Linked DNA regions of Mus musculus: region 1 is linked to region 2. A link is a loop called in an ENCODE intact Hi-C map of the cell type or tissue named here. Cell type or tissue: left cerebral cortex. All regions are shown on one strand. Each heading gives the region's core, and the rest is flanking DNA. Links, peaks and the distances in the headings are about the cores only. Region 1 has its middle 22 kb from the start of Lurap1l. Region 2 has its middle 200 kb from the start of Lurap1l.

What was found. Hi-C counts contacts between places; a loop is a spot of excess contacts. Peaks named below come from ENCODE experiments on the same cell type or tissue, not always from the same donor. Only the 100,000 strongest peaks of a DNase experiment are listed, where the experiment ranks them.
Region 1: a loop joins it to region 2, with 4 times the contacts of the local background. A loop is called at or near these places in 13 of 42 quality-filtered maps.

Annotation. Positions count from the first base shown.
Region 1 is chr4:80,881,938-80,895,070 of GRCm38, forward strand. No RefSeq gene overlaps it. Among named protein-coding and RNA genes, the nearest start is that of Lurap1l, 22 kb to the right of the region's middle. In left cerebral cortex, for the core only: no CTCF peak of the experiment used is centred there; a DNase peak (open chromatin) is centred at 4,944.
Region 2 is chr4:81,101,397-81,118,500 of GRCm38, forward strand. No RefSeq gene overlaps it. Among named protein-coding and RNA genes, the nearest start is that of Lurap1l, 200 kb to the left of the region's middle. In left cerebral cortex, for the core only: a CTCF peak has its summit at 10,138 (motif pointing left); DNase peaks (open chromatin) are centred at 7,157 and 10,106.

The sequences.
Region 1 (13,133 bases), core at 466-8,465, 220 kb before region 2:
GTAATAGAAATCTATAAAACATTAAAGACCCACTCCTTATATATGTTGATAAACCTAGTATGTTCCATAATGTCCTATAGGAACACTTAGGAACCCAATTTTATTACAAGTCAAGTCTTCAGTTAGTTGCCACTGGCCTCAGGGCTCCAGTTTTATGCTGCCTCAGGAATGTCCAAGATTACTGTGACAAAAGGGCTTGGTGGCAGTGTGTGTTTCTGCACAAGTTTTATAGCCCTCAGCACAACTTCCTGATTACATATCTGGAGGTATACTACCTCTGTTTAACAATGGTTTATGTTATATAGCCATTTTCATGCTACTACATGGATTGTTACATATTTCTTTAACTACCAATAAAGAATGGGTTCTGGACTCAATGAATTATAGACTGAAGGAGGGCAGGGGTGAGTTTGAAGAGCACGAGTGTACTAACAACCACTCCTTGGTCAGCCATTTGGAAGCCAGGTCTTAGTCATCTAAAGGGAATATCTAACTCCATGTTGAAATGGTGGAGCAGGAAGCTGGAAGAAATGTTGACACCCAGGACAGGACAGTGCTACTTATGTGACCCATGAACATTTTAAAGCTCTAACTCCCTATTCCCTTTCCATGAAATAAAACTATGAAGCCAAACCATTTCAAAAAAATTTCAAATTATAAATTTTTAATTTTTTAAAAAGTATTTTTATGTGTGAGAGTTTTGTCTGCATATTTATAAGAGCATCCTACGTCTGACTGGTGTCAGATGGGGGCCTCGGGTCCCCTTGTGTTGGGAGCCGCCCCCACATTTGCCGTCACAAGATGGCGCTGACATCCTGTGTTCTAAGTGGTAAACAAATAATCTGCGCATGTGCCAAGGGTATTTTACGACTACTTGTACTCTGCCTTTCCCGTGAACGTCAGCTCGGCCATGGGCTGCAGCCAATCAGGGAGTGATGCGTCCTAGGCGAAATATAACTCTCCTAAATAGGGAAGGGGTTTCGGTTTCGTTATTGGGGTGGCTTTCGCTTTTGGGGCTGGGGGTTTGCGCTCCTGGCTCCTGAAGATGTAAGCAATAAAGTTTTGCCGCAGAAGATTCTGGTTTGTTGTGTTCTTTCCTGGCCGGGCGTGAGAACGCGTATAAGACCCTTGTATTGAATTATAGGTAGTTGTGAGAATCTATGTGGTTGCAGGGAATTGAACGAGGAACCACTGAGGAGCATTCAGTGCTCTCTGGCTGAACCCACTGAGCCAGAGAATTGTATAGATGTATGCAGTGAAACATGATAATATTCCCCCACACCATCCTCTGAAGCATGACCCTTCCTAACTTCATATTTCTTTTTATCAACATCCCATAATATCCTAAGCAGTACTACCCATTTGTACTTGGCTGTGTAGGCACCAGTAGAGAAAGGGAAAGCTACCAGAGGCCATATATTTAAAAAAGAACAATTCTCCTTCCACAGGAGCTATCAATTGCAGATAATTTCTCAGTAAGGTACGGTGCCCCACATGCTCATGCTCCATATCTGATGCAGTTGTGTCTGGGTGGAGCTTATGTCAGAGATTCTTTTCATTTCTAACACTCTTGATCTAAATATAAATAACAAAACAAAAATGGACAAAAACCTATTGAATTTCATCCAAAAATGAAATATATTATGAGTCAATTCATTTATTTTTCACTTATCTGTCATGGTTGTGGAACAATGTTTTGGATTTATTTTTCCTTATAGATATAAGGCTTCTTTCTTCGTTTCTTTCTATTGTTCTTTCTTTCTTTCTTTTTAAAGATTTATTTATTTTATGCATATGAGTACACTGTAGCTATCTTCAGACACACCAGAAGAGGGCATTGGATCCTATTACATATGGTTATGAGCCACCATCTGATTGCTGGGTATTGAACTCAGGACCTCTGGAAGAGCAACCAGTGCTCTTAACCTCTAAGCCATCTCTCCAGCCTGGATATAAGGTTTCTTGTTAAACAAAACATTAAAAATATCACACAAGACTATTTTATTCTTACAATCTTCTACAAAATCTTCTATAAGAAAAGGAATATAAAACTCTACCAGAAATTTAGAAATTACATCAAATGTTTTAAATCATAGTAGCAACCACATACTCTTTAAAGAGAGGCTGTATGAAAATGAAATAGAAACGATTACCTATGAAAGTAAGTTTTAGTTTACACAAAACATCCTGGTTTTTTCTTTTTCCCCCTCCATTAATAGCTTTTTTTAAAATTTTAATCCTGACTCCTGTTCTCCCACTCACAGAGTTCCTACCCATCCCCCCTTCTCCTCTGAGGGGGTGGGGCCCCCTGGGATGGGTATTCCCACCCAGCCTGGAGCATCAAGTCTTTGCAGGGTCTGTTACAGCCTCTCTCACTGAGGCCAGACAAGGCAGCACAGTTGGGGAATGGATTCTACAGATAAGCAACAACTTTAGGGACAGCCCCTGCTCCTCTGTTGTTGGGGGGACCCACATGGAGACTGAGCTGCACATCTGCTACATATGCCAGGGGTGGGCGGTAGTATGTTCTTGGGTTGGTGGCTCAATTCTGAGAGCCCCCAAGGGTCCAGGTTAGTTGACTCTCTTGGTCTTTCTACGGAGTTCCTACCCCTTTTGGGGCCTTCAACCCTTCCCCCAACTCTTCCCAGGGAGTCCACAGCTCTCTTGGCTGTGGGTCTTTACATTTCTTTCAATCAGTGGCTGAGCAGAGCCTCTCAGGGGACCATTATACATATACAAAACATTCTTGAAGCAATATAGATCCTAAAGAAATAAACTGGAGGATCCAACAAGGAAAACCCACCTCTGTTCATCCAAGGAAGAAGAAAAAAAAAAAAACAAAACATGGAGAGCAAGTTAAAAAGGGAAGTCTTCTGGACATGTGGACATGTGATAGTTTATATTGAAACAACTCCCAAAACTGAAAGAATTAGGTAGACCAGCTGCAGGAAGACCATTCCTGAGAGGATGGGGGTGTGTAAAACTCGACAGTTACATGTTCTTTGCAGAGATGCATAGGTGGGGTGAAATATCTAGAGATAAACTAGGACTGTCGGGCTGTCTTAGAATTTACACAGAGGAGATTAGGACAAAGACAAGGAGAAACTAATGAAAGATTTCAAGCAAACTACAAAGTATGAATACATTTTGAGAAAAATGATTTTCTCTTTATACAAGGAACAGGAAGGAAATAGGAAAGAGAATATATCAAAGGCCAGCAAAGAGACTCGGGCTGTAATTCAAGGCAAAGATGATGACTGTAGGCACGGAGGACAATGTTAGGAAGAAAAGAGGATTGTGTGAGAGAACATCCAGAATTAATAAGCTTTGATGAGAGGTGACTGCTTCGGGAAATGGAGCAATCAGAAATTACCCTTAGATTTCAGGATCGTCTAACTGGGCAGCTGATATTATTACTGAGGTCTAAGACATTGCTTATGAGGAAATAAGAGGGATGGGGAAATATGGTGATTATATTTCTTAGCTTCCTAAGAAGTCCTCTGTGCAAATATGACTGGGGCCATACATACACAGACCAATGTGCAAATAGCACTAGCAGCTAAGGGGAGAATTTAGCTGACTGTGAGGTTGTTCTAAAGTACCTGGAAGGTTTCTATTAGCTTGGATAGTTCATGGAAGCTTCTTCTCCCCACAGTTAGAACCTTCAATGTTAACTGTCTATCCATAATAATTCTTGTCCTGCTTACAACTCTCCTTTCTGGTAGGGACATGTGCTGTGGTGACTTATCATCAGACCTAACCCGTGGGAATGGCAGTGTGCTGGAATAGGGAGTGTCAGGAGACCCCTTATTAACTAGCTATGACAGCATGGACCCACCCTGTGACTTCATTTAGCTCTAATGGGAGGGAGGGGAAGTGGGTGGTTTTAACTCCAGGGCTGTCTGCCTAAGAAGTGTTAGGCTAAACAATTAGTTTACACTTTAAAGGATATGCTGAGAAAATATCAGGAATAAAAATTTCCCCATTTTGATTATGTAAAATTTCAATGTAGACCAACATTGAAAAAAAAAAAACTACAGTATTTTCTATGTCTCACACTCAAGTTGACATCATAGCAAATGTAGTTTGTGCTAATTAATTTAGCCACTCCTCCATTCATCCATGAATTTAGCGCACTGTTTGTGCTTCAAAGTAGTTATGGGCATCAGCCCATTGCCTACCAGATTCTTAGGCATCTGTAATGTTGAATAGAACTAATATTTCTGATTTCTGGTAAAGTTAAGCACACAAAATGCGAAATTCTTCAGTGTTCATTTACTGCATTAAAAAAAAAAAATGTGTGTCCCGGTGGAAGCCAAACCCCTGTCAAAGAAAAATCATCACCACCATCCAAGAACTACTCCTCACACTGCGCAGTTCACTGTCTACCTTCCCACAGGAAACCACTCTTCTGTTTTTCTAAATTCTGGATTTCATCCACGTGAATGCAAGTATTAAACACTCTCTTATGTGTTTTGCTTAACTTTTAAAAGGTTGTTGCTGTCTGTGTTTACAAATCAACATGAGCCCTCTGCTCCACCTCACCCCCAAAATCTATACATATTTTTAGCTGTCGAATTATACGTGAGTGCACGGTTCCTGTTTGGAATACAGCAATGGTCAAAGTTCTTTTAATTTTCTTTGTCAAGATGAATGTCCAGCCCTTCAGCACCATTTGTGAAATGTGAAAAATTTTTCTTCCCCAGGAAACAACCTCTTTCCCAGTTATGTACCCGGAGTTATGCAACTTAATAATGCTCTTGTTTTTGCATAACTACATGTTTGTTTTCAAGAAAAAAAATTTTAACTAAGGTAACACCTGCCTCATCTTCGGCAATGCGAGTCACAGCAGAGCAGTTGAGTCTGGCCCAGGCTGTCCTCACCCTCACACACAAAGGTTGTTTATGTACTGGGTACTGAGGCTCCTCTGCCCACTCTGATGATTCAGAGATGTGGGAAATGATTGGGCTTGGTTCTCACAGTGCTCTCTCAATGTTGCTTCAGTGGCTCAGTTCCCCAGCAGGCAAATTGTCTCACCAACTCTGAGAAAGTGTTTCCCGTGAATTCCATGTTTCATTCACCTTTCTCACTTGGACTCACTATCATATTTTCCCATACAGCCTGTATCTCGAAGCCTGAGGGGTTCTACTGTTATCAAAGGAAACTTTTCTTTCACCCCACCAGTGGGAAGTGCCCCCTTCAGGCACTCCCTAGGCATTTTGCTCATTTCTCATTGTTATCCTTCTGTCTCTTCTCAGTCTCCTCAGCCTCTCAGTTATCCTTATGTTTCTTCTGTGCCTCCTTTCTCCTTACCTGGGCCTCTGTTAAGATCAGTCTATTCATCTTTCTTTGCACTCTGGCACATTAAGACAACTTTTATGATAGCTCTGCTGTATGAAATAATTGGAGTTTTCTGAGGAAGTTTCTAAACTTTTATTATGTTTTTAATTTTAGGCATGAGCAACAGGAGGGGTAGATGCATGCCACCGTGTACATGTGGTGGTGAGGGGACAATTTTGTGGTTGTTGTTTCTCTCCACTTTTACGTAGGCTCTGAGGATCAAACCAAGATTGCCAGGTTCATAGAGTGGCAAACACTTTTGTCCATTTGGCAATCTAGCTTGCTGGACCATGAGACAGTTTAAATTCTATGTCTGTTTCATCATATTTATACCTATATTTATGCTAAGAACTCAGAGCTTGGTGACTTAGCTTTGGAAGTTTAATCATCTTCCAAATATTATAGAATAGAGAAAGCAATTCTCTTAAAGGAGTAATAAACATGGATAACTTCAACTTGTGCTTATTCTAAATGTCTTTGTATATGGAAATCGGGATAACAATTGTAAGACAACACTTAAAGGATATTCTCTCAAGAAGTCCATTGGGTAAGTAAAGCCTACTACTTTCCAAGAAGACTATTTGAGATTCCATGAGACTCTCTACTGAGGAGATAGGCTCCTAATCTTGTTATTTGTTATTTGTGCTGTTGTGGTATCACTAAGGACAGGCTGGGTTATTTTGCAGTAATAGATACAGAAAATCACAATGATAACAATAGGATCAGTAGACTACTCATGTGTTTACCAACACATTACCTTATACCCCTAACACTGTCAAGCAGGCTTGTACAAAACAGGAGTATGCCCAGTCAGGGAGGAAAAGGGAAAAGAGGCAAGGCAAGCTATATTCTGACTTCCTGAAAATATCACATAGTAGTTCCACCTGCATTTATTATTTTTAATAACTTTTAATTATTCTTTGGCTATTTAATATAGTTATACATATATATTAAGTATATATAACAAATATTTATCACATTCTCTCTCTCTCTCTCTCTCTCACACACACACACACACACACACACACACTCACACACACAAACACACATACACTCACACAAAGCATGTCTCTGATGTCCCCTCCTTCTGACGTCCTTCTCAACATGTTTGGCTCCTAGTTTCATGAATTTACTTTAAATAGCCAATCGAGTTTCATTAAGGATATGTATATATATGGGTCTGGGCTTATTTCCCCAAGCTATTGGACAACTTACCAGTGGCTATACCCCTGAAGTCTTTCTACATACCTCTGGCTGACCTGGAGTTTGCTCTGTAGACCAGGCTGTCCTCAAATTCACAGGGATCCACATGTTTCTGCTTCCTGAGTGCTGGAATTAAAGATGTGCTCTATCACACCTGGCTCTTTCTGTGTTATCTGGCTCCATCAATTACTAAGAAGCACATAGTGAAGACTTTTGTGGCTGCAGTTGTAGATTTGCCTTTTTTTGTTGTTGTTGCTGCTGTCTAATTCTGCCAGTTTTCATGTCTTTTGACCTTATGCTGTTAAAATTATATACATTTAGAACTGCCAGGTTCTCTTGGTGAACTTATCTGTTCATTCTTATGCGAGTCTCCTCTTTTATTCCCCACCCAACTCCCACATTTCTGGATGAGGTTTCTTGATCTGAGTCCTACTGGAATGTGAATGATTCTCGTTCAACTTCTTTTGATTGCCATTTGAACGTACAGATTCCTTTGGACTTTTCCTTTTAACTTGTACAACCTTAAATCTTACTCTGGTGAAAGTTGATTTGTTCTTTTATGAACCTGGTTAGACTCTTCCAATATCTTCTACCTATGGGTTTCAATATCTAATGTCTTCTATTGCTCAATGTCGTCAGGGTGTTAACATTTGACTACAAATTATGGATCTGTTGTCCAAAACTCTGACCCAGGATGGTGAGTTGGCACAGACGGTAAGAGCACTAACTGCTTTTCCGAAGGTCCTGAGTTCAAATACCATCAATTACATGGTGGCTCACAATCACCCATAATGAGATCTGACACCCTCTTCTGGTGCATCTGAAGACAGCTACTGTGTACTTATTCATAATAATAAATAAATCTTTAGGCTGGAGCAAGAAGGGACTGAGCAATCGGGGTTGACCAGAGCGAGCAGAAGTCCTAAATTCAATTTCCCACAGCCACACGAAGGCTCACAACCATCTGTACAGCTACCGTATACTCATATACACAAAATAAAATAAATAAATCTTAAAAAAAGAAAAAAGCTCTGACCCATGCTCTTGATCATTAGATCCAATCCTGACTGGGGGTGAGCCAAGGGTTTATGCACATTTTGTACAATCGCATTGCCATGTTGATCCTCTTAGTTTCTCCAAGGATTTACCGGCTTTCAGGATCCTTCTTCTGGTCCTGGACTTAGAAAGTCACAGCATTAGCTTATATTGAGCATTTCTTATAACCAAGTTAACCACTAAGGTTAAAAGAGGGAAAAAAAAAAGGAGTGGCAGAGATCATCCCCCCACTTTCTCTCCTTCAGTGGTCATGAAATGCACAAATGTCTATTGAGCCCCATTAAAACTGGCACCAAAATAGACTTGGTTGAACTGGTTCTCTGAAAGACCTGGTCAGAAGAATGCCCACTTATAGAGCAGTGTGTGAGTCTGGAGTTTACACCATCGTCACCTTGCCTGGATCAAAGGCTTCAAGTCATCAGAATAGGGATGGGCTCAAAAAAAAGAAAAGAAAAGAAAAGAAAAGAAAAAGAAAAAGAAAAGAGAAAAAAGAAAAAATGGAAAGAATAGAAGGAGACTACAAATGAAAACAAAACAGAAAATACAAGGGTTTTCCCAGGTCTTCCTGTTCCAGGGGTTCATTCTATCACATTTTATACAATAAAGAGGGCAATTATTTTTTAATTGCATTTATCTATGTAATTAATGCATGTGTGTGTACACCTCCATGTCCATTCCTATGTACGTGTGTGCAAGGACACACACTCCTGCCTATATTATAGCTCTTGTTCTCTCCTTTTACCATCAAGGGCTGCAGAATCAAACTCAGGACTTCTGGCTTGGCAGGAAGCACCTTTACTACCAAATCCCCTTCCCATCTTTGGTGTTAACCACTTTTTATCTGGCTACAGACACATACTTAGGCTTCATTGTAGTCTAAGTCTCAGTATGGGGTCATCTGTGGTTTTGTTTACTCTTTTTAAAATTTTGCTACTATTAATTATGCTTGTTTGTTTGTTTTTGAGAGGTCTCATTGTGTAGTTCTAGCTGTCGTGGAATTTGTTGCATAGACCAGGCTGTCCTTGAACTCAACAGAGATTCTCTTGCTACTGCCTCACAAGTGCTGGAAATAAAACCCGCCTGGCTTTTCCCCCTTTCTTAATGCAACTACTATGATCTTTAAGTGCTCATACAGAGGCTCTATGAATTCATGAGGGTTTGGGTTCTATTCAGAGGGACACATGTGCTTACTTCGTGTTGCACCTCGATACTAAGGCTGTCATCTACCATGTCTCAACAGTTTTCCTGTGCTCACATACAAAATGGAGGACTCCCTTTTCTTAGCAGGGCTTCCTCTTCTCCTGATCTGGGAAGCCCAACCCACACTACTTGAGGAATGTCATGTAATCCCTGAGGAAATTAAAAGTACAACTTCCTGGAATGCCTTTCCATGCAAATGAGGTGACCTCAGTACACTAAGCCTCAGCTAATGAAACTTCACCTGGAAGAAGAACCCCTTCCCACACTCTAAGTTCATATATATAGCGCCGTAGGTCACCCTAATTAAACCTATGAATACAAGCCTACATTGAATTAAGGTATGTGAATAACCTACGATCATCTCAAAGATTGCGCTGTAATGATAAGATTCTCCAAATGGCTTTCTCTCTCTCCACTCCCAGTCAGACAGCAATCCTGCAGACCTCACCCATTCCAGACTCTGCTTCCTCCTTTCCTACCCAGTTATTGTGCAAGAGAAGACATGGACCTCGGAACTAGGCTCTGCTCCATTCTTCTCCTCAACCACAATGCCACATTTATCCTGATACACAAAATATCATTCCAAAGTAGTTTATAAGTATAAAGTTGTGCTATAAATGATGACTTCGTCTTTAAAGGGTATTAATCTTAAATATGAAGATGTTCAGGTTCTATACTTTCAAAATAACTGTCTCTATTATTTTCATAAAATGCCTCTCAAATTTTCTTTCAAGAATACCACTCCTCGCCAGGCAGTGGTGACGCATGCCTTTAACCCCAGCACTTGGGAGGCAGAGGTAGGTAGATTTCTGTGTTCAAGGCCAGCCTGGTCTACAGAGTGAGTTCCAGGACAGCCAGGACTACACAGATAAACCCTGTCTCAATAATAATAATAATAATAATAATAATAATAATAATAGTAGTAGTAGTAGTAATAATAACAATAATACCGCTCTTCCTTGGCCTGTTCCCATATGGGCATTTACATACACATACATACACACTGGCATCACATACACATGAGTCTGTAAGGAGATGAGAAAGCTAAGTTCATAACAAGATTCTGATTACTTTCTATGCTTTTAAGATTATATCTCTAGAACTGCAGGCATCTAAATTGTAATGGCAGTTAGTCAAGGCATGTTCCCAACACAGCTGAAGATGCTCAGATTCACTCGGCTGTGCATTTGTAGGGTCTCAGGTAGCAGGGATTAGTCTACACACAGCACCTGATGGATGTGTCGAGACAGTACCCTCCTCATCAGAGATAGAGCATAGCTCCTAAGTGTAAATGGGTCATTGTGACAATTTGCATATGCTCTGAGTGGCACTATTAGAAGGTGTGGCCCTGTTGGAGTAGGTGTGTCACTGTGGGTGTGGGCTTTAAGACCCTTATCCTAACTACCTGGGAGTATTCTGCTAACAGCCTTCAGATGAAGATGTCAAACTCAGCTCCTTTGGCACCATTCCTGCCTGGATGCTCCATGTTTCTGCTTTGATGACAATGGACAGAACCTCTGAACCTGTAAGCCAGCCCCAATTAAATGCTGTCCTTATAAGGGTTGCCTTGGTCTTTATGTCTGTTCACAGCACTAAAGCCCTAAGACAGTCGTCAAAACCCAACTCATTACATCTAGAGTGTTGACATACTCAATGGCTATAAACACATTTAAATTGATTCAAAATGCTGAGTAAATTACTCCATAAAGCCAATAGCATTTCGGGAGAAGGGTTAAATGCCCCTTTTTTTTCAGACTGAAATTTAAATGATCTTTTTAATATATAGGGACATTTTATTTCTTTTTCTTTCAAGACAAATTCCAATGTATCCCAGTGGACTTCAAACACACTGTGTAGCCAAGGGTCATCACCTTGGATGGCTGCTCCTCCCACTTGGCTCCTGATGAGATTACAGGTGTGTTACACTGTGCCTGCTTTTGGCAGTAGGTCTTTCTTCTGTGTTTAGAAGACCACCTAAGTACTTGACACTCATAGATGAGATGGGTAAACTAGACCTGGCTTTCTTTACTGATGAACTTGTTTGTAAACGTGTTCCTAAACAAACGAGAGGGATCCTGATAAGCTTCCATGGTGATCCCTTGATGTTATAAGTAACCTTTTCTACCTACACACCCACCCACATTTCTGATTCTGTAACTCTGGAACCTGACCAGTTTTAGGTGTTTTGGTTCCTTTATGGAAGCTCTAGCCATGCCTTTCAACTTCAAGCTGGTCCATACCCTCAGCTTCCTTCCTTATTCTTTTCCCCTTTAATCGTATCAAATTAGCCAAAGATCAAAGTGAAGAGCCTGGCACTCTGCCTGCACTTCAGCTCTGTGGGGGCTTTTGGAAAATGTAGCTCAACTGTTTATGCTCCTAGGAAAGCATTTACATTTTTTAAATGAGCTTGCCAAGACAGGTTAGTTCTTTATCTTCAAAACCAAGCCCTACTTTTGCTTGTTCTGGTTTGGTCACACAAGAGCCAAGGGGCCAGGATGAGGCAAAGGTCCCTGAAAAATTAAAGTTATCCCTCCTGCTAAGGATCAAAAGTATTTTGACTTTGATGGTGTGCATGGATTAGGGTGGAGATCCCTGTGCAAGTGTGGAGGGCACTGTAAAGTAAATATTTATAAACTCAGAGAAGTGGGCAACAGCTAATTATCATGTTTCCTTAAAATACATCTTCAATTTGTCCATTGAATCTGAGCACATTAAAACGCTCACCACTGGTACAGCAGTAATCACCTCCTTGATAACAAGGGTTTGGAAAGGGTTTTGTTCCTGAGCTACAGTGTCAAGCCAGGGTCCCCACCAGCCATTGCAGTTGATTACAAATGTCTATTGCTTGCTTTTACTTAAACGGTAGAAAAGTATTTCACCAAAGGCAATTTACACACAATAATAACATTACAGACGTTTTTATGAAAAAGGGATTCCACAGCTAAGTAAATTTGGGAAAAGAGTAAACTTTCTTCTCCGAGATTTAGGATGTCCTTTACCTAACCAAAGGGACGGCTTTTCTCTTTTGCTTCTATTGTTGAAAAACAGAACAACAGCAAAAAAATGTTGATACTCTTTAGTCAAAATTTTCCATTTTTTTTTCATAATTGTTTTTTAACATGTGAGCCACTATATTTTTTTAGAATGGATAGAAAATATTCTTGTCACTCCTGCTTATGCATTGGCAGAGACACATTCATGATCGCTTTATAACAAAGAAATTCTTGCAGAAAATACTTGAGTGTTGATTGAGCGCCATCTAAACAGGTGCCAAGATCACTTTGCTTGACTTCTTTTTTCCTCTCCTTGTGAGGATCTTGCAGATACGGCTATCTCCCATGCCTTCACCAAACTAGACACTAAACTCTTTCCTCTTTTCAAATTTCTTTGGTTATAAACATTATCTTATTGCTTTAATCTACTAGCTGAGAGAAGTTGCAAGATCAGTTCCTGTGTTTGCCCACTGTCTCTGTCTCCCTCCACCTCACCCAACCCCTTCCAATGGTCTTTTTCGACTTTTCTACAGCAGTAATGTGGATTAAAGCCTGATCTTTTAAGGTCCTACAGGTATCTGGGAGGAGAAATATGTAAGCAAGCATATGCATTCGACTTGTTATTTAACCCATAATAACTGTCAGTGATATAGGGTTTGTCGGCATACGAGAAATAGTTGTAAAGTCAGATAAAAATAGCTTGTTTCTATGTGACTTTGTACAAGCTGTTTTACATTTCTATGACATAAGTCCTCCTTACAGTTGAAGCCACTAAAATGTGTAAAGTCTCTGCAACTTAACAAGTAGACAAAGCAGTTACAACCACAGCAAGAATAGCTTCATGGTTGAAATGACCTTAAAATCTGTTATTGTCAATTTCTCATGTGCTCACTCATAAAGCCAGCAAGGCTATATGGCATGATTTATTTTACCAGCATCTGTAACTGAATTCTGATGATGCTGTATAAATTATTCAATAAACATCTACTGGGCATTCTTTTCTAGCACTGACCAAATTCTGGAAGCAAGGAGAGTATAGGCTCCTCTGCCTTCTCTTTTCAGTGGAAGAAAGAAGACACATGTGTCCACACCTATACCTTCAAGTAGTGACAAGCATTTCTTTCAAAATTTTACCTGAATGTCAACTTTCTACGTCTTCCCCATTCGGACTGTACTCTAAGGCACTTTCTTTTTGCTTGTGTGTTAGTAAAGAAATGGATTTTCTATAAAATAACTGGTGGTCTATAGAGCAGGAGCTTATAACAAGTGACTGACAGAAGCATGGGGGGACATCACACACCCATTTTCTTAAATTTGAGGTAGTCTCCATCTCTGGTATCC
Region 2 (17,104 bases), core at 5,540-13,539:
TTCATTTTCTCTTTGGGGATTTTAATCTTCCTTTTTATATGTATGAGTATAAAAATTATAAATCATTCCATATGTACTATTGGAAGTACTGAAAAAGGCAAAAAAAGACAGAGGAATGTAGAAAACAGATTAAAATGTTTAAAGAATTTTTGGAGGAAAAGATGTGCCTAAGAAAATATCTTTATAGTTCAGTCTCAGTATATAAATTATGACATTTTTCTGTAAGATGTTTCATATGGGGGTTTTTGGTTGTAGGCTTTAAGTACGTTGTAGCTGTAGTTTGTCTGAAAGTGTCCAAAAATTAAGATATGTTAGAGTTACCATTCTGAGCATAAATAGGACCTACAAAATTTGTCATGGTCATCTACATAAAAATTTGTATGTTAGTTTTTTGTTTTTTTGTTTTTTTGTTTTTTTTTTGGTTTTCTGTTTTATTTTTCTTTTTTTTTCCTTTTTTATTATTATTGGGTATTTATTTCATTTACATTTCCAATGCTATCCCAAAAGTCCCCACACCCTCTCACACCCACTCCCCCACCCACCCACTCCCACCTCTTGGCCCTGGCATTCCCCTGTACTGAGGCATATAAAGTCTGCACGAACAATGGGCCTCTTTCCACTGATGACCAACCAGGCCATCTTCTGATACATATGCAGCTAGAGACACGAGCTCTGGGGGGGGGGGGGGGTACTGGTTAGTTCATATTGTTGTTCCACCTATAGGGTTACAGATCCCCCCAGCTCCCTGGGTACTTCCTCCAGCTCCTCCATTGGGGGCCCTGTGATCCATCCAATAGCTGATTGTGAGCATCCACTTCTGTTTTTGCTAGGCCCCTTTTACAGCATGCTAATTCCACCTTAACAATTATGCTGATAGTTCCTTAGTGCTCAGACCTCACAAAAAGAGAGAAGAGCAAAGAGAGGTGGTTCTCATATACTTTATCTTACAAGAAAGGCAAGACCACCTTACATGTAGTAATTTCGGTTGTCTTAAATTATTGAGTTACTGAATTACTGAATTATTGAGTTAAGGCTATTACATATATTTGAACACACACCTTACCCTCTCCCCAATAAAATCTTGCTCTTTAGTGTTTACCATGTGGATGAGGAAGTAATGAGAAGCTGTATCTTATATGTAAATGTCCTCGGTTCAGACATGAATCCAGTGTGCTGCCTGTGTCTAGATAGCTACAAATTTCTGCTGGAAAAAAAATAATAAGTCACTCTGACTTAGGGTTGTGAATAGACACTATTACCAAGGCAACTCTTATAAAGGGGACAACATTTAATTGGGACTGGCTTACTGGTTCTGAGGTTCAGTCCATTTATCATCATGGTGTAAAATATGGCAGCGTCCAGGCATAGCACCAGAGGAGCTGGGAGTTCTCCATCTTGTTTAGAAGGCAAACAGAAGACTGGCTTCCAGGTAGCTAAGAGGAAGATCTCAAAGCCTACCCCTATAATGACACTCTTTCTCCAACAAGACTACACCTACTCCAACAAGGCCATACCTCCTAATAGTGCCACTCCCTGGGCCAAAAATATACAAGCCACCTCACACTCAGAGCCAGTCAACCAGTCCATAAATTCATCTTCTAAGTCATATCTTACAAAGCTAGGCTGAGAACTTGATGGCTTCTCAGCAGCACTCATCACACCAGTGTACAGGACCTTGATATAAATCCTTTACCTCTTTATCCGTAGCCAAGCCCTATGGAATGACTACGTTATAAGACCAAATCTGTGCCTAGCCATAGTGAGAAGGAAAACACACTAGTCAAATCTGGGCAGACATTTTGCTGCATTTCAAGAGTTGAAAATTGGGTCCAGATTTCAGAGGAGCTCTATAAGACACACTGAGCCTGCCTCAGCACACATTTACAAATTATACAAGAACTATTTATGGTGTCCCAAATGGGACACAAGATGATGATGGTGATCTGTGGCCAGAGCTCTCATGGTTCAGCACCTTTTTTGGAAAAAGGTTAATTTTTGACTGAAGGCAGCAGGATCTTAAGCAATGGATACATGATCTTAAGCAGTGGATACAGACATACAAAATTCTAGTGACAATGGTAAATGAAGCTTTGTTTCTTTAGAGAGCTCAGGGACAACAGAAGCTTCCAGACTTTCTTTTCTTTTTTTTTTTATTAGATATTTTCCTTATTTACATTTCAAATGTTATCCCCCTTCCTGGTTTCCCCTCCGAAAATCCTCTATCCCATCCCCCCCTCCACCTGCTCACCAACCCACCCACTTCTGCTTCCCTGTCCTGGCATTCCCCTACACTGGGGCATCTAGCCTTCACAGGACCAAGGGCCTCTCCTCTCACTTATGTCCCAAAAGGCCATCCTCTGCTACACATGCAGCTGGAGCTATGGGTCTCTCCATGTGTACTCTTTGGTTGGTGGTTTAGTCACTGGGAGCTCTGGGGATACTGGTTGGTTCAAATAGTTGTTCCTCTTATGGGACTGTAAACCCCTTCAGCTCCTTGGGTCCTTTCTCTAGCTCCTCCATTGGGAATCCTATGCTTAGTCCAATGGTTGGCATAAGCATCCACCTCTGTATTTGTCAGGCATTGGCAGAGCCTCTCAGGAGACAGCTACATCAGGCTTCTGTCAGCAAGCACTTATTGGCATCCACAATAGTGTCTGGGTTTAGTGACTGAATATGGGATGGATCCCTAGGTGGGGCAGTCTCTGGATGGCCCTTTGCTCAGTCTCTGTTCCACACTTTGTCTCTGCAACTCCTCCCATGGGTATTTTCCCTCTTCTAAGAAGAACCAAAGTATTCACATGTTGGTCTTCCTTCTTCTTGAGCTTCATGTGGTCTGTGAATTGTATCATGGGTATTCCGAGCTTCTGGGCTAATCAGTGAGTGCATACAATGTGTGTTCATTTGTGATTGGGTTACCTCACTCAGTATGATATTTTCTAGTTCCATTCATATGCCTAAAATTTTCATTAATTCATTATTTTTAATAGCAGGGCACTACCCTGTTGGGAACAAAAATGGGGGGGCAGGGAAAGTGGGGAGGAAAAGGCTCCTAACTTCTGGCCAGAGTTCCTATGCTCTGGGCAGGCAGATGCAGGCAGAGCTGCTTTTTCACTCTGCCCAGGGGTGGGGGGGGGGGGCTGACTGGGGATCCTGGAGCTACCTTGCTAAAGCCCTGGGGTTGTAGGAGAGAGGGAATAGGGGAAGAAGTTTCCAACACTGACCAGAGTGTGCAGCAGGTCTTGATGGAGCAGAGACTCTCCTATGGTTTAAGAGCTTTATTATAGAAATGCAGGGGAAAGAGAGAAGGGGGAGAGAGGGGGGAAGAGGAGAGAAGAGAAGAGAAGAGAAGAGAAGAGAAGAGAAGAGAAGAGAAGAGAAGAGAAGAGAAGAGAGAAAAGGAGAGAGGAGAGAGAAGTGAGAGTTAAAGGGACAAAGGAGTAAGAGTAAGAGAGCAAGACCAATGGGCCTCTCTAGTACAGGGGAACGCCAGGGCCAAGAAGTGGGAGTGGATGGGTAGGGGAGTAGGGGTGGGTATGGGGGACTTTTGGGATAGCATTGGAAATGTAAATGAAGAAAATACCTAATTTTTAAAAAAGGGGAAAAAAGAGAGTAAGAGAGCAAGGTGGGGCTGAACAGACCTTTTTATGGACTTTACTGTTGCTAGGTTACTGGGGAAAAGTTTAGTCTGAAGGTCAGAAGCTTGGGCCATTGCTTAGGAGACTACTGACCATGCTTCTCTTGTGGGGACTGTGGGAGGTGGTACCTTAGGCAGGGGCCAGAGTTCCAGGATCATGAGGGAATGCCTACCGTGTCATGTCGGTGAATTATGACCATCGGGGTTCAGACCTCAGCTCGACTGGAGCCCAGCCTGCTATTCCCCACAGTACCCCATTGTGTAAATGTACCACATTTTCTGTAACCATTCCTCTGTTGAGAGACATTTGTGTCCTTTATAGCTTCTGGCTATTATAAATAAGGCTGCTATGAACATAGTGAAGCATGTGTCCTTATTACATGTTAGAGCATCCTAAGCTGTTACAGTGTGAAGATAAACATGTTGTTAGCAAAGAAGATATGAAGACTTTAGGACATTCCCAATGATATGCACAAAACCAGGATATTTTTTCCCTTATTACTATTAATGTACCTCTAGCAGATGAAAACCAGGAGCTGGCTTCACTCAGAGGAAAGGGTTTCTTTTTTGATTTTCAGATGCTGAGACTTCTTTGGTGGCCTTCCTTTAAATTATGAAAGAAAGGTTCAGTTTTCTGCAGTTGCTGTGCTGAGCAAGACACAGCTCAACTTTTTATATTCATGTTCCTGGTCACTATCAAGCTGTGACTTCACCATGATCTTTCAGACCTAGCCTTTCTTGCTCAAAAGATACTCTCAACAGCACTCGAGAGTTCTAAGCTCCCAACAAATCCAATACAATTTTTCAAATCTGTACATTTAAAATTGAATGCTATTTTTATTTAAAAGGCATATGCCATTACATATATCTTCATAGTGAAAAATTTTATTAAAAAAAAAACATAAGCATGCTGTTGGCTCTGTTGTGTAGATCTTTTGTTCAAATTGAAACATTTCTTCTTAGAGGAGGGCAGCCTCTCCAAACTTAGGAAGTAAAGGAAACATACATACAAGGCCTAGGAAGAGATAAAGTTACAAGGCTCAGGAAAGTCCTGAAAGTTACAAGGCATACAAGGCTCATCCACAAGGCTTCATAAACAGTGACTGTTGCTGGGAAGAGGAGACACTGGTGGGGTTTCCTGGTGGGGAGCTCCAAGGATTCCAGTTTTGCCAGTCATCAGGCTAGACTGAGCTTTTCTATGACAGCTACGATTGGGCACTCATGCTCCTGTGGGTAACCTCTTATTCATATTCCTCAAAGTAGCCTCCCAATTATGATTTTGTATGTAACACCAGTAATTTCAGTCTGATGCCTGTGTATTATCTGGGATGAATAAACATTTGTTCACATTTATCCACAAAAAGTCATAAAATAATCTCTTTTTCCATAATGAAGAACTCTATAGTATGTAAGCTGAGACTTTACTATGTCTTTCTATTTGTCCTTTCAATAAATGCAAATAATGTCACCTACATTATAGACTTCATTTAATTCCTATAAACAGAAACCTCTTATAGCAATTATAACATCTTAACATAATGATAACAATTATACAAATTATAAACTAACTTCTTTGGAGGCATCAAAATAGTATAGAGTGAACTGTAATTCTGGTAAGATTATTTGATTATAAAAATAGTTGTTTTTTTTTAAAGGAATTTTTTGTGAGACCAGTAAAATATCTTTTTTGTTGTTGTTGTTGTTTTTTGAGACAAGTAAAATATCTTAATAAAGAAATATATAAAATTGAATGTGGCCCAGAGATTCCCTAATTAAGGACTTCTGGGCTATACCAAGACCCCAGTACTTCCACTATTTGGTATTTTAAAGGAAACTAGGCTTAAATTTTTATTTTAGCTAAATTTCCCTCTGTATTCAAAGCATGGCCCTCACTGTCAATAAGCTATGGAGAAATTAAAACTTGGCTTCCATATACAAAAATTGCTTCTCTCTCAGTAACTGAACCGTACTGTAAATTGGCTCTGAACGCTAATAATTGATAAATACTATTTATACTACACGATTTCCAAATTCATAAAGATCATTGAATCATTGAAAGCATTGAATTATGCACAACAAAATTTTAACTTAGCCAGCCTTGTGACTTTGAATCTGCCTTGCATTTTCTACCAATTAATGTGGCGACCATTGTAACAGCCAACAAGAACAAGCTTGTCTATCTTAACACACTTGTACATGTATAGATCCTTAAACAGCATCTGCCACAAAGCACTCTCTTAGTTAAGAGACTTTGCTTTGATATTTCCCACTGAGTTTTAATCTGTTACATTGTCTTAATCATCTGTTTGTTTCATCAACCTGTAAAATAAGCTATAGCTTACAGATCACATAAGAGTAGTTTAATCCCCAAATAATGTAACACCTTTGTAGATGGTATCCTTTGAAGATGTGTTTGATAATTTTATTTTCCTGAAGAATATGATCAAAATATATTTAAATTTAAATGTATAATAAAAATTTTTCATTCTCAACAGGCACATTTGTTATGACTAGCATATTATTCTTACATAATTAACCTCGGCACAGTACTTCTTATAACTTGTTTCTGGTCTTCACAATAGCTGTGCAGTGTACAGAGGCACAGCAAGTAAGAAATCGCTGGATGTGGCCACTGCCCATGGAGAGAAGAAATAGCTTATCAAAAACTGGAGGGCCACCTCCAAACATAGAGGAAGGCAGCTGTTACAAAAACTGGATAGGTTTTATAAGAGTGTGTAGCTGGGAGAGGCTGCACAAAAGCTGAATCAGCCAGGTGGCTGGCTTTGGGACTTCTTCAGACCGATGAGGTGCTGACAGTGGCAGTTAGCAGTGTGCAGCCAGCTGTTATGGGCTTTTGAGAAATACTTTAAGTTTCTGTTTCCTAGCAAAATCTAGCTCAGGTGAGGTTTCAGCCTAGCAAAACCCAGCTCCAGGAGGGGGTCTAGTCATTGCCATCAACTCTGTCATTTTCTGGGCCTGCTTTATGACCTAACATACAGGTTGCATGTTTCCAATTTACACTTGAGAAAAACAAGGCTCAAACCCGATCTCATATTCTTCTGACACAGACACGTCACATTGTTATTGCCATGGCTGCTCTGGTTCAAACCTTTCTTCACTCACTAGGCACATGGAAAGTCAAAAAATAGATCCTCAAACCACCCACTAAAATATAAGATAATTCCTAAAGTGTTTGAGACTTTTGATGAAAATCCTATTAGGCACATTGATGAAATATATGTAAAGTATATCAGTTTCTACTGAAACTTTAAAAATCTTCAAACTAGACACCCTGATGCAATAGCCATATCCATGTTCTAGGAGCACAGCGATGAATGGATATGCAGATCAATTCAAATTTTCAGAAAAATTTGAATTTTTAGACTGAGTCACATAGTAAAAGGAGAATGCCACATAGCCATTCTAGATCTTAAAAACAGGCAGCATTTCAAAAGGAGGTGCGAGGCTAGTTTAGGTTGAAAGAAACGGCTGGAGAAGACACAGAGGACCTGGGAAGAGCCCCAAATACAGTAAGTCGTGGGCAGCTTACACCAGTGAGCAAGACAAAAATAAAACTCTGGAAAATGAATTTGGAGTTCAAGGATAAACTACATGCCTGGTGAGATCAGAATCCACAATAAGAGATTCTCAGTAGTAGGCAAGGATGTGGAGAAAGAGGAACACTCCTCCATTGTTGGTGAGATTGCAGGCTTGTACAACCACTTTGGAAATCAGTCTGGCGGTTCCTCAGAAAATTGGACATAGTACTACCGGAGGATCCAGCAATATCTCTCCTGGGCATATATCCAGAAGATGTCCCAACCGGTAAGAAGGACACATGCTCCACTATGTTCATAGCAGCCTTAATTATAATAGCCAGAAGCTGGAAAGAACCCAGATGCCCCTCAACAGAGGAATGGATACAGAAAATGTGGTACATCTACACAATGGAGTACTACTCAGCTATTAAAAAGAATGAATTTATGAAATTCCTAGCCAAATGGATGGACCTGGAGGGCATCATCCTGAGCGAGGTAACACATTCACAAAGGAACTCACACAATATGTACTCACTGATAAGTGGATATTAGCCCCAAACCTAGGATACCCAAGATATAAGATACAATTTGCTAAACACATGAAACTCAAGAAGAATGAAGACTGAAGTGTGGACACTATGCCCCTCCTTAGAATTGGGAACAAAACACCCATGGAAGGAGTTACAGAGACAAAGTTTGGAGCTGAGACGAAAGATGGACCATGTAGAGACTGCCATATCCAGGGATCCACCCCATAATCAGCTTCCAAACGCTGACACCATTACATACACTAGCAAGATTTTGTTGAAAGGACCCAGATGTAGCTGTCTCTTGTGAGACTATGCCGGGGCCTAGCAAACACAGAAGTGGATGCTCACAGTCAGCTATTGGATGGATCACAGGGCCCACAATGGAGGAGCTAGAGAAAGTACCCAAGGAGCTAAAGGGATCTGCAACCCTATAGGTGGAACAACATTATGAACTAACCAATACCCCGGAGCTCTTGACTCTAGCTGCATATTTATCAAAAGCTGGCCTAGTCGGCCATCACTGGAAAGAGAGGCCCATTGGACACCCAAACTGTATATGCCCTAGTACAGGGGAATGCCAGGGCCAAAAAAATGGGAATGGGTGGGTAGGGAAGTGGGAGGGGAGGGTATGGGGGACTTTTGGGATAGCATTGGAAATGTAATTGAGGAAAATATGTAATAAAAATATTTTTAAAAAAAAGACATTCTCAGTATATTCTCTGTTGTCTTTTTAAAATATTTCCTCCTATTTTACAAATTTCATTTGAAAGAGTAGATTTTTGACTGAATTTTCAGTTAATCAAAAAAGTAAATATACAATGACAAATGTATAGCCACTGTAAAAATGTATAGACACTGATGAGCTTATAGCATGTTAAGACATTCAGGTTTTATGCCACCCACTGTTTTTATAGTTCTATACATAGCACTTTTAGTTTGATAGCAACGCACAAACATAATATTTAAAAAGTGCACATTGACTACTCAAGGAATCTTCCCGTTAGAAATTGTAGGTAGAGGGAAACAGCCTTTTAACTAAAATTAGTTTCATGAGTTAACTCTAAAGAAAGCATGCCGTCACTCAAACTAATAGGACTTAATGGTTAAATTGAGAACTAAGTTAAATGTGCCCCCCCCATCCCGCCCCCATTTGTTATACTGTGTTCTGCCTCTCTGCCCAGATTCCGCTGATGGGAAGAAGGCAGAGCAGAGACCAGAAGAGAAAGTAGACAACCCGTGTTTCCCTTAGGCAGTACATCCCTGGTGTACTGCCTAGAGAGGGAGTCAGGAACAGAGATTTAGATCTATACTTCTCCTTAGGGCATGTGCACACCAGTCAGGAAGGAGGAGGCAGAGCCGGAGACAAGCAGGGATCCAGTCTGATTGGAAGAGAGTGACCAGTACCAGGAGAGGTGGGAGAAGAGCAAAGCTACTTTTGGGAGTCATAGGCCTGGCTCTTTTCGACAAAGGGCTTCCTGTGGTGATCTTTAATGAAGTAGCTCTCTGAGATGACCCTTGCTTGTTCATATTGCTTTATTTGGGGTGGATGTTGGAGCACACACTTTACTCAGGGTAACCAGGGATTCTATACATCTTGGGGGAAAGGAATGAGAATATCCAGGAATCGAAGGCCATTGGCTGAAGGCTAGGGCTACCTAGATGCCTCATTAGCATGAAGAAGAATTCCAGGTGCTATGCTAAGTGACTGACTGCCCATGGTTCTCTCAGTTGTGTCTCCTGGTTGTGTGTTCTGGAGCAAGTACAGAGATAGGAAGTGGCTCTATTCCTGCCATTCTCAAATCTCTGAGATTCTCCATGTTTGAGCTTGCTCAGCCTTACCAGTTCTTCTTCCTGTCTGGTAGCATGGTCCCACAGGCCTGACACCCCTTTCTCTTTGCCATCACTTTTGCTCCCAACTCCAACCAGTCTCTTGTAACAAATTAGAACATAGATTACATATTTTTAAAAGCCCAATTATTCTTAAACCTTTTGTATTTATTAGTATAAACATCCCAATCATGCCGACCAATGAGTATATTCCAATAAGCACACATTTTAGCTTGCCAGCCATAACTTCATATCATTCCCTTATGAAAATACAAACAAGGAGAAACAATACAATCATGGATGCAACTGTTAGTCTACTTTAATTTATATTGTCCAGGTATAAGCAATTGAAGCCGAGCATCACTTCTTGAAGTCAAATGCCACATCCCTGTGCCTTACGATGCACATTTCAAATGGAAATAAATACCAAGAGAATCTGGTAATTGGGTGTGATTCCACATATTCTTATTCTAGCAAAGCAAATCACAACAGGGGAGTCCTCCAGGCCAGAAAGGATCTGAAAAGCACTTTGTTGAACGGGTTTCTCTGTTCCTTCAGCCTGAGTCATTCCCACTGTCTTAGCTTTGCTGCCCTCCTCTGGAATTCTTGCATTACCTGGTTCTCTTTTTCAAATGACATGGAATTCGTACCTGATCTGTGGTTTTTTTTTATCCAACTTCTGATTGAAGAGGGCACTCTGTAATCATCACCTCTCATCCCTGTGTTCTATTCCATAATGACATGAGTAGGCTATTTTATGTGACATTTGTCCCTGGTGAACACTCCAGAAAACTGTTTTTCAGAGTATTTCTGTAAAAAGAGAACTTGACTTTTTAACCCTTCTGTTAGGACACATCTTTCCTCCTTGTATTTTACCTAATAATTATCTTCTATTCTCTTAGCTACTACTTTCATTTTTAATTACATCACAGTTATTGATCAATATATTAAATATGTTCAATAGCTTCAATGATTTTGAAAATTTTTATTCTATTGAGTTGTATATTTATTCTGACAATTTTTTATAGACTGTCCAAATCTATAACTTGTTCAATAAGATAACGCATCTATAGCACTTAGATCAGGGATAAAAAGAATATGAGCATTGTGTTCCATGAAAAATGAAATGATGGCATAGGAATAATATTACCTTGGTAGCATAGAACTTGTGGGAATGACCAACCAGAAATGACTAGTCTAACTTGATGTTCACATGACAAGAGAGTGTCCATGCCTAACAGTCCCTGGATGGCCAGGTACCTCAGGCTCAACAGGCAGAGATCTAGGATAAAACTAACATGACTGAAAGAAAAAAAATCAAAGTAAATGGAATGATTCCTAATGATATCTTGCTATATTCACAGATGTGTGCCTAGGCCAATCATCAATAGAGAGGCTTCATCAGCAACTGATGGGAGCAGATGCCTAGAATCACAGCCAAATACTAGGCAGAGTCAGGGAGAACCCTGCAGAAGAGAGGGAGGAAGGATTCTAGAAGCCAAAGGGGTCAAGGACATCAGCAGAACACAGCCCTCAGAATTAACTAAGCAAGGCTCATAGGGATTCACAAACACTGAAGTGACAATCACAGAGTCTGCATGGGTCTGAGCTAGGTCCTCTGCATTTATGTTATGGTTAAGTGCACTGGATACTCTGTAGAGGGCCCAGGTTCAGGTTCCGGCACTCACATGGCTGCTCACAACTGTCTGCACTACAGTTTCAGAGGAATCAATCCTGCCCTCTGGTTTCCACAAACATAGCACATATGTATAAATACATAGATACAAGTATCCATTCAACACCCAAAATATAAAATAATATACTTAACACATCTTTAGTAGCCCTGGGTAGCTAACAGTTATCAAATAGGACAAAGCAGTCCTAGACCAAAATGCCAGGCATAAAAGTCCTAAATTAAAATTGCCTATTAACCTTTAGAGCATTCTAACTTTGGTAATACTACCTGAATGCATATGTGTAAGTTTCATCTCAGAGAAGTTTAGTAATTCATGCATCTGCTCTCAGCACTTAGAAAGCTAAGGCAGGGGCATTGCCTCAAGCTTGAGGTCAGTTTGTACTATGGTATGAGATCTTTACACAAGACAACAGAAGAAGAAGTCTCATTTCAACTTTCTGTATCCAGAGGAATTTTGGGATATTGGTGCTTCTGCATGTATGTGCTGATGCGTGTCAGTGTGCCGACAAAGTGCAGCCATGCTGGGTACTTGTTGTCAGCTTGATGCAAACTAGTATCAGCTGGAAAGGAGGTGCCTCCTTGGAGGAACCGCCTCCGTCAGATTAGCCTGTTGGTATAACTGTGAGCATTTTCTTCATGATGGTTGATGTGGAAGAGACTAGCCTACTGTGCATGGTGCTATCCCTTATCAAGTGGTCCTAAGTTATATAAGAAAGCAAGATGAGCAAGCCATGGGGAACAAGGCAGTAAGTGGTGTTCCATCATGGTCTCTGATTTTGGTCCAGTTTTGGCCTCCAGATTCCTATACTGTGTTTCTGCTCTGACTTCCCTCAATGATGGACTATGACGTAGGGATTGTTAGATGAAATACACTCTGTCTTACCCAAGTTTTTATTTGGTCATGGTGTTAATGACAGCAGCGGCAAACTGGGATGATAACACATAAGCTTTGTTCTTCTCAGGAAACCTATGAAATCTCATTGGCACTTTGAGCCATGGCAATGCAATTCTCTTTGAAGAATGTAATTGTCCCTTCCCATCTCTGGTGCTGGTAGGAACCCCAGTGAACCTTCTTCAGGAAGTGCTCATTCTCTTGATCTCCCAACTTTGAGTAAAGATTGGCTAATAATTGCCAGCAACTCCATGGCTAGGAGTGGGGGAAATAGGTCTGATGACACCTTTATCCCGATATCACGCTGTCTCCAAGTAGTTGGCATTGTAAGCATTACCAAGAGTTGGATTAGCAACTCTTAGCAACTCATTAGCAAGAGACTGAAGAAAAGAACAATTTAAAAATAACATTTTTAAAAGTTTTCCTTTTAAAATTATAATCCAAAACACAGGGAGTAGTGAAGTAAAAATCCACAAATTTTATTTTAGTAATATTTTCAAAACATGTATTATCAGAGTTAAAATATATCAAATATACTTATAATATTGAACTTACACATACACAAATATGCAGGCTGTGCACACACAGTGGTGTGTGGAGGGGTATGGGAGTTTGCCTGGTAAAATTCTGTCAATTGGTACTTCTGGCTGGTTATATTTGATATTTCAATTTTGCACATGTACATTTTTTCCAATATTAATTCCTATTAGTTCTTTGACACCATTTTGATTATATTCAGGCCTTCTTCCCTCAACTCTTCTGAAATCCACCCCTTTCCCTAACTACTCACCCAAATTTGTGTCCTGTTTTTTGTTTTTCTTTTAAGTATTCAAGACCAATTTGTGCTGCCAAAAAATTATGGCTTCCCCCGCCCAACCCACACTGCAGTGTGTTAGTTTGAACACTTAGGGAAAACAGTCTCTCCCTTTCTCAGGAGCTAATCATTACCAACACTCCATGGCTAGGAGTGAGAGGAATGGAGAACTCCATTTTTCACACTGGGACTTGATCTGGGTTTGCACAGGTTTCGTGCATGCTGTTAAAATTCCTGAGTGCATATGTGTAGCTGCCCAGCTGTGCCCAGAAGATACTCTTTTCCTTGCGGTCATCCATCTCTGGCTCATACAGCCTTTCTGTCCCTCTTTCTGCAGTAATCCTTGGGAGTAGGGTTGTGGTGTCTATGTTACCTTTAGGGCTAAAAATACTGCTGTCTCTTGGTCTCTTCACCTTTGCCAGTGGTTGTCTCTACTAATCACTATCTACTACAAATAGAAGTTTCTCAGTGAGGGTTAGCAGATACATTGATCTATGTATAATGATAAGTCATTAGGAGTTGGTTAAACACTATGATTATTTAGCAGCATGGTAGTAGTAGGTTCTCTCTAGGACATGAGTGAGACCTGGCTAGCCATAGATGCTTGGATTGATTATAGAATGAGGTTTCATTTTCTGGAGCCAGTTTTAAATCCATTCACAAAGTGATTGGTTATTACCACCATGTTCATTGAATTAATTCATGTGAGAATTTCTTATAAGTCAGTCATTATTATAGCTCACAAAATTCGTAGCTTGGTATTATTATTTTTATTAATATATACCTGTTATACTTATAGATGAATTAAAGTGCTTTCATAAGCATGAAAATATATTTGTATCTGTACGTGTTTGTTTTTATGGGGTTTATCTTTTCAAAATCTATCCATTACAAAACCAAGAACAACCATCCACTCACTTATCTCTCACCTCTTTTTGCATTCATGACTGCAGATATGATTATCGGCATTGTGGTCCTAAAGGTCTCAAACCCCCATTATTTCTGCTATTGCCTATTAACTACTCATTTTGATTTCTACCAACTGGTCTGTAACAAAATACTTCATGTTTCAATATTATGTTCAGAGTGCTTCTCTACTTTGTCTTTCCTCTGATTTTGTGTGTGTGTGTGTGTTGGGGGGATGTGCAGTAAGTTAGTATTAAATCTCATCTGTGAAGCACAGACTTCTAGACACAGTCTCATGACTGGATGTGACAGGGTCTTTGTGCCCAAACTGACTCCAGCTAGCCTTCTGTACGTATTCACACAAGAGACACATATGGTATATATACATTAATGTCAACTTCTTAACATGATTTTAAACATTTTAATTTCAAATGTAATTTGACCTGTTTATAGTAAAGAGTGAAATAAGAGTAAAGAGAAACCATCTCTTTAAAAAAAAAAAAGTGGAGAATCCAGTACTACCCAGGCACCAGGATATAGACATCATGTTCTTCGGTATCTCCCGTTTAGCCCTGTAGTGACCCCAACAGTCCTACTCAGTGAGAGATAATAAGCAATAGCTCGAACTGAAAGGTAAACTTCATCAATGACAACAGAAGCTGGCATCAGTTCGGCTTGAAACAGCTTACTTACAAAGATTCATGGGCGCAGATTTTTCACTTAAAATGTAATTGGAGATAGCATTCAATATGTACCATACACGATGGAGCTAAATGCTAAAATTCATAGTTCATTCCAACTCCATTATTCAACAAAATTTGACATACCAGTTATATTTACAGATGTTCTATGCCCTGGAGATTTGACTATGATCAATCCCTGCCCCACCAACACACATGACTTTTCAGTGAAGGGGAATAATAAAACATTAAACAATGTTCTGAAATCATATGGGACAAAGGACTTTGATAATAGAGAATGACTGGTAGCCACTATCCACCTATCTATAGAAGAAGTCACTTTAGAAGGCAGTGTTGAACAGAGAACTGAGTGAAACCACGGAGCAGGACAGATGTGTGGGAAATGAGCATAAAGAGTCTCAGCAATTGACCCATCCTAATACATGGCTCAGCTGAACCTGGGCATCTCTTAAAAGATTTCACATTTCAACATGTAAAGATTGTCTTCATAACTGTCCCTTCCAGGCCATATACTTCACGGAGGGAGGACTCTTCAGCGTTGACAGAATTGAAATATTTCATACTGCCAAGAATCCCGTGAATGATTTGATACAATATGTCAGTTGCTCACTGGTCTGACAGATGATGTTGTAGAAAGTGGCATCAGGAAGAACAGAACGTTAGCAGTCTCTGTGGGAAGATGCTCACGGGGCACATAACGCGCAGAAACCACCAGGAAGTGGCAGGACCATTTGCTCTTTCTAGTTTCCAGAATAAAGCAGCTGCTGTTTACCAGGCTTGGTGTGCTCCTGAGTTATCTCAGCATTCTGCAGATGAGTTTGTTCATTCTTGGGGTGTGTGGGGGGCAGACAAACTCAGTGTTGCAGAGAAATAAAGTTTCATCCTTTTTCAGACACTTGTCATGAGCCATTTCAAAGCTGCCAGGAAGGATGAAAATGCAGAAGGAATGGTGACTGACATGTTGCTCACGTCTCTTCTGAAAGTTTACTTTTTCTCATTTGATTCTTACAATAGCCAAATTTGACTTTGCTTAATTTCATTTAACAAAATTATTTTGAGCATTATTCATGTAACTTGTTTTGTTTGATATTCTTGACTGCCAATTTGACTACCTCTGGAACTTAAACCCAGAAATGGAGGACACACATGAGAGGAACTTTTTTTTCCCTTAATTTGAAATAGGAAGAACCATTCATACTCTGGAGGTTTGAGTTAGGAAGACATGTGCCTTTAATCCAGATCTTGAGGTGGGAAGACACACCTTTAATCTGGGTCACTCCTTCTTCTGAGAGCCAATATAAGGACATGGAAGAAGAAGCTTTGCTCTTTGCCTTTTTATTCTCACTTTGTCCGCAAGTCCATTCCTTCACTGGTATTAGAGTCTTCTTATTCTTCAGAATTCCAGTCTCTACTTAGGTCCTAAGATATCCAGTCTGTGAACTTTATAGCTTCTGGATTCTTAGCCTTTGCATTCATATATATGAGAGAAGACAAAAATGATTCAGTCTGTAAGTTCAGCTACTCTACATAACCTTGACAATATATATTTATAAATAGTTAACTTATGTTATTGCTCAAAATGTTTCACTGTATGGAAATGCTACAATTCGTTATGCATCCATGATGGACTGGGTTAATTCCAATGTGCAGCTATCATAAGTAAGACAGTTAGGTAGCATGGAAGTCTGCATAAGCCTGTGTCCTAGCAGTGGAAACAATGGGCTATGCTATGGTATATCAGCAACTTTACCAGGAACTACTCAGTTATTTACTAGTGCCAGTTTTTACTGTTTCCATTCCCGTCAGTAGCATGAGCAGTTTCAGTTACTCTAGTTCCTCACCAGGACTTGATCAGGCTGGCCTTTCATTTAGCTTACTGTAGCAGGCACATAACTTTTCTTGTGACAATGGTAATAACCAATGTTTATCTGCTATTAAGTGTCTAAGCAAGTACCTGTGAGTATCTGCTATTAAAAGTGTCTCAGCAACTACCTGTGAGGTGGCTCAGTGGTCAAAAACGCTTGTCATGTAGACCTGACATCCTTAGTTTAATCCCAGAACCCATGGTGAAAGGAGAAAGCAGACTCCCAAAGATGTCCTCTGACTTCCACAAGCAGCACGTCACATGCTCACAACCACACCCACAAATGTCACACATATACACAAGTATAGTAGTACAATTTTAAATTAATAACTTGTCCCCACACTCTTTGTCGAGAAAATGGTTTTAGCCCTGGGCTGCTTTTGCACTTTTTGTCAAAAATCAGTTATCTTCTCTGTGAATCTGCTTATGGATTATTTTTATGAAAAGTGGTTCTTATTGCCAAGTTATGATAAAATATTAATAAATATAACAAACAAATTAAAAAAACAGTAAGTGAAAGTTGGTAGCAAAGCAATGGTCCATACAACTTTGGTGTCTTAGTGACTTTTCTATCGCTATGATAAAATATTCCAAACAAAAGCATCTTTAGGAATAAGGCTTTATTTTAGCTTATGGCTCCAGAGAGATAGAATCCCTCATAGCCAAAAATCTTCTCATAGTAGCAGGAGCAAAATGCTGGT